Regions from separate parts of the Mus musculus genome. Here region 2 is linked to region 1. A link is a loop called in an ENCODE intact Hi-C map of the cell type or tissue named here. Cell type or tissue: heart. All regions are shown on one strand. Links, peaks and the distances in the headings refer to the core of each region. The heading gives the core; the rest is flanking DNA.

Region 1 (2,805 bases), core at 281-2,780:
AAATATCAACGATAAGAGCACAAAAGGGAAATGGAGCAATGGAGCCATAAGAGAAAGTCAACAAAAGCAATAAATAACAGAGACAAGTCAGATCCTCCAGAGCTGGGCCTTGTCAGGGGTAGTCTATAAACAGTTAGTATGCATGTAAACATACACATAAAAATTAAAAGTGAATCCACAGACATCCCCAGTAAGCAGAGACCTGTGGAAATGGACAGGAAACTTGGTAAATAACCAGGGAGTCATTCTAGACTTGTTTGCAGACATCACCCATTTGTGGCTGCCTGTCATGGGCAGTGAGTTCCCTGTCACTGAAGATGTGTGTAGCACTTATTACCGGAAGGCACCTGAAGCACGTTCTATTGCACTGTCCAATCCTCACAGGAATTGTCAGTGAGCAGTGACATTATTTCATAGCAATAGCCACCCAGTACAGAAAACTTAGAAAAGATTTTGCACAACCAGAAATGGGAAAAATTAAAGCCTCCTCTAATTTTACCACCTGGAGACAACTTTATCGCTGTGGTGTTTGGTCTATTTCTCCCTAGGCTTTTTCTCCCCCGCCCCCTATTTTTTGAGAGGGGTGCTTTGCATGTTGAATGTACAGTTCTAGAGTTTGCTTCTATTTGTAAACAATAGATGGGGAACCTCTTAGCAAACGCACAGCTGCCGCATGATGCTCAATGTGTGCCGGGTTAAGCTCTCACTCATATGGGTGTATGACAGCTTACTTAACAAACCTTCCGTTACTGAGCATTTAAATTGACTCCTATCTTTACTGTGAAAACAGCATCTCATAGCTCTATCATTTTGCGTATTCTTAATTATTTTGCCAGGGCACACTCCTAGACATGGGGATGGATTTCTGCTTTGGTTTTTGACAATTTCCCCTTTTTTTTGAAGGTTCCCAACAGCAACCCATGAGTGCGAACATTCACTTGCAGAAGTAAAACAGACCACTTCTTTTGTGTTTCTTTGCCATTTGATTTCTTTTCCTTTGTAAATTAAATAGAGTTCACGTGGTAATGCAATGCCTGGCCCGTAGAAATAAATACTAACTAATGCCATTACTATCAGCACCCTGGACTTTGTTGTAAGGTAGCGACCCTCGGACATTGTAAGTGCCAACCTCAAACCTGTCATTTTATTTACATTTAAACACATTTATTCTATTGACTGGAGCCACACATGTATAAACATTTTTATATGAAGAAATTCATGAGCCTTAATCTTATTCTGCCTCTGGCAACAGAACAGACCTTTCTGCTCTCAGCATATATAAATGTTGCTTAAGTGTTCATCTTATAAAGTCTTTGTGACACCATACATTATATGTAAATCCATAATGCGCCTAGGATTTATATAAAAGGTAGGGTGAAGACCAGAGGCTTTTCCCAAAACAACAAATGGCTTACCTAGTCAACAATGGAGCATTTTTTTCCCAAACTGGAACAGTAATGTTTTTGAATCAAGCTCTGTGAATAGCCCCTTCTGAGTGGAGAGGGATTAATTGCTGCATGTCAGAAGTCAGCATGGGGCCAGTGCTGTTAAACACACTAATGGCTGAGGTGGATGGGGCTCTGGCAAGCAGGCTGCAAGCTTCTCCCTGTCCAGTGGTGACTTAAGTGGGTGACTTAGAGCCCAACATGACAGTGAGGAAAACCAGACAGCCCTCAGTGTCAGCAGGGAGCGTGGCTGTGGTGTGTGGTTGCCATCTGCCTGGAGCCTCACCCAACTCCTTGGCCCTCACAGTGTAAAACCAAAAGTGGAGAGGTCTGGGAATGGCCAGGGCCTAGAAAGGCCACACCCAGAGTCTCCTCCTGCTGAACACTCAGCAGAGGCCTGTGTCCCAGCTTTCCCTCCTACATGATTGTCCTCTCTGCTCCGAGCACTTCCAGAGTGTGCCTGCTTTCCTACATGCCACACTCTGTCCTTTTCTTCAAAGTTCACATTTCAGATTTAAGTGATTCTTCTCTAGAATGTGTTTCTGTGCTATATATGGCTGACCCTCACTGCACAGTGTGTCCACATTTGAACTGTCTGTTGGGAGGCTGAGTTTCTGAACACAGCTCTTAGTCACTACTGACAGCAGTCAAGGCTACCATGGCAATTTGACCCCATGTGTTTTACCTCAATCCTATACGACATCCTGGCAACTGGGAGGGAAAGACCCCAGAAACGATTTGTCGAAGAGGGACAGAGTGGGTCAGAAATAGACCTGGAATTCTATTCACATTTCACGCTTACATAAAAACAGGCCTCATTCAGTGCCCATTCTACCACCTCAGTGACTCCCTTCCCACTCCTGTCAGGGTTTCTTGGGAATCCTTTGCTTTAACAAACCCAGAGATAGCCCAGTCAGTAAAGTGTTTTGCAAGTACCAGGACATCCTCCTCTTGGTTTGTTCTGCCTTCTCAGAACTCAGGGCAGGACCAGATCTGGGACCCATGCAGTACCAATATATATCACCCTGGAATTTTTGTTAATGAAGCCAATGGTCCTCTGGTCTTTGAGGAAATGGTTTGCTTTGGAATGGAGCCCATACACAGGCAGGCAGTCGAAGATGAGAGAGACAGAGGGGATGGGAGAGCTTCTGGATGCTGTGCGAACTTAAAATCCAGCCACCCTAAAGGAAAACCCCTTCAATCCCATGGCCCTGTGAGCTAACAGGTTCTTTTACTTATGTGTGCAAAACATCTGGAGTTGAGTTGCTATCATGTGCAACCCATATAGATCTGAGGCCTTGTGAATCTTTGGTACCCATAGGCAGTATCCACACTGCCTGCCCAGTCCCTGTGCTTCTCA
Region 2 (2,805 bases), core at 260-2,759, 51 kb after region 1:
GGAACCTCCAGCTCCCTGAGAGCGAGCCTGTTGGTCAGAGAGCTTCTCGCAGCCAGCATGGCAGAGACAGCTGCTCGGCTCGTGTTCTCCGACCAGGAGGTGTTCCCAACCCTGTGATCTGGCCCTTCTTCCAAAGTGGCAGATGGGGCACAGGTGCCTGTCATGAAGCCACCCCCCTCCACCCCACACACACTGGGTATATCTGACCACTCATCACCCGACAGAGGACACACAGTCAGCTGAGCGGTGGGCACCTTCCAAGTGGAAGCCCCCAAAACTGCTGACTGCCGGGCTGCTGCCTTCAGCACAGACAAACGGTGCCAGGTCACGCTCTGCAGAAAACCTCGGAGTCAACCCTGGCTGTCCCAATGGCTTGTTTAAGGCTAATTTGTCTATGGTTTAAAATGTATAACACAACAGTCTTTGACCTCAATGACTCGTTGTGATCTAATTTGCTGGATCCCCAAAGTCATTCCGGAATAAGACCCTTCTTCTCACCCCCTTCATCTCCCAAAGCCTGTTAATTACCCTAGGCGATGAAATGTCTGGCAAGTAATAAAATCCCATTTGGTATTAGGTCTACCTGCGCCATGTCAGAGCAGACCCCAGAAATTTCTATCAAAGTTCCCAGCCCATCACAGGGTCCCAGGATATTGCCTTTCTATAGCTCTTGATCCTACCAACATAGCCCAGAAACCCTCTCCTACTGCTGCAGTTACATCCCGAGCCAGTAATATTGCTCTTTTTTCCTTCAGGGTCCAGCCACATCGAAAAGATCACAGCTGCAGAGAGCACCCCACCTCTGGCTATAGAGTGAAATGAAAACGAGGAGTGAAGCAAGAATAGATGGAAGGCAAGAATGATGGTGAACACCTCCAATCCCAGCACTTAGGAAGGATAAGCAGGCAGATCTCTGAGTTCAAGGCCAGCCAGGTCTCCATAGTAAGTTCCAGGCCAGCAAGGACTCAATAGTGAAAACATGCCTTTTTTTTTTTTTTTAATGCAGACAAGAGAAAGTAATTAAAAGGGCCAGAAAGAGATGATAATGGCTATGGTGATGATTACACCGTTGAGAAAAGGAGGGGTAACCCCTGACTATATGTTATAAATGTAGTCAGGGGTAGGAGGGATCTATCGTTCCCCTTGTCACCATGACCAACGGCCTGACAGGAAGCACTGAAAGGGAGGAAGAACTTATTTGGGTTCATGGCTTTAGGGGATATGGTCCATGATGGTAGGGAAGGCAGGGACGGGGAGGAGACAGTAACTTGACCATATGTACAGGAAGCAGAGCGGGGTTGAGGTCAGAGGTAGAACAAGGTTATAACTCTTAAGGCCCACCCTCCAGTGAATCTCTTCTTCCAGCTAGGCCCTACATGCTAAAGGTTCCCCAACCCCCCCCCCCAAATAAGGAGCTACCAGGCAGGGACCCAGTACTCAAACACATCATTCCACCTTCGAACCTTGTGACCTTAAATGACGGCCTCATATACTCGTATCGGTGCCAAGACTCTGGTCCCATAACATAACAACTCTTTTTTGGGATGCAGTACAAGAGTTCCCATCTCACATAACCTGAAGCGTTTGCACTCTGCGAAGTGTTTTCTGGAAACATCACAGTCCTCCTGCTCTGTGCTGATCATCACCTCTGGCTCCTAAGCGTGCTTCTCACGTGCTTCCTTGGCAGGCCGGCAGGAGGTTAAGGACTGCTTGATCCAGGGTGGAGGCTCAGCATGGAGCTAGGAACCACTAGAGCAGTGAGATGACCACAGTGTCAAGTGGCTACTCTGTGTGATGGGGATTCTAAAAATACACCCCCTGTCCTGCCACTCCTGGGGCACCAGTCCTGCCTGCCCATGTGCCAGGCAGACAGCAGCCTGCTCCCTCCTAACTCTCCCCGATGCCCCTACAGTCCAGGTCATCCTCTATTCTCAGCACTGGCTGTTGTATTAGCCACCTGCCTTCTCTTTCTTCTCCATGTGGCCGATCAGGCGGTTACTGGAAAACACAGTGACCTGTTAAGAGGCCACCACATAAGACAATAAGCAAAGCCCATTCTATTCAAGCAGCTATTCATTCACTCAGTTTAACATACATTAAGACAGCAGGGCAGAGTGCCTTTACTGGGTCAGGGCTGTAGTAAATGCCACACGTTAGGCAACAGAGAAGTTTTGCTCTAGGACTCCATACAACACTCAAGCACAGCCCAGTGCAGACTGGAATGATAGAGGTCAGGAGACTGGTGACATCTTACGAGATGAGGAGGCAAAGGACATGCAGAGTCCATAGGTCGGGAAATACTTTCATTGCCCATCACAGAAGTGATTCTCATGTGAAATGCACTGCATTGGACAATATTACGAGTTGTATTCTTTGATCCATGCCTCTTAAATGGCAGTCCTATTGTAGTTTTAGATGAAATATATTTTGCTTATGCTCTATAGAGCTATATACACACCCATGACTCAATAACAGGTGAGAAATGCTATGCTAACATTTTATCAGGGCTTATATATTTCTGATGTGTGGGATAGTGGTAAAGATTAAACTGACTGCTTTATCCTTTTTCGGGTTTCCCAATTATTCTACACTGAATACATCCTGCTTACATAACGAGATTAGATATGCTAAATGTTATTTTTAAACATTTTAAAAAGTGCGAGCCCTTGAGATGAAACAGTGGGCAAGCACGAGGCAGGTGGCTGTCTTCCCGGGGCAAAGCCCGCTCACAAGCTTTTGTCCTCTTCCACAGCAAGGACACTAGCTCAGGAGTACTGTCCCTGTCTGTGGGATTTCGGAGAGGCT

What was found. Hi-C counts contacts between places; a loop is a spot of excess contacts. Peaks named below come from ENCODE experiments on the same cell type or tissue, not always from the same donor. Only the 100,000 strongest peaks of a DNase experiment are listed, where the experiment ranks them.
Region 2: a loop joins it to region 1, with 1.9 times the contacts of the local background. A loop is called at or near these places in 2 of 42 quality-filtered maps.

Annotation. Positions count from the first base shown.
Region 1 is chr4:47,644,134-47,646,938 of GRCm38, reverse strand. No RefSeq gene overlaps it. Among named protein-coding and RNA genes, the nearest start is that of Gm32544, 6.7 kb to the right of the region's middle. In heart, for the core only: no CTCF peak of the experiment used is centred there; a DNase peak (open chromatin) is centred at 1,688; H3K27ac peaks cover 827 bases.
Region 2 is chr4:47,593,358-47,596,162 of GRCm38, reverse strand. It overlaps Gm42284 (a long non-coding RNA gene), which reads left to right. Exons shown (of 3, transcript XR_881261.2): 3 at 756-1,037. Among named protein-coding and RNA genes, the nearest start is that of Gm32487, 8.2 kb to the left of the region's middle. In heart, for the core only: no CTCF peak of the experiment used is centred there; a DNase peak (open chromatin) is centred at 1,742; H3K27ac peaks cover 128 bases.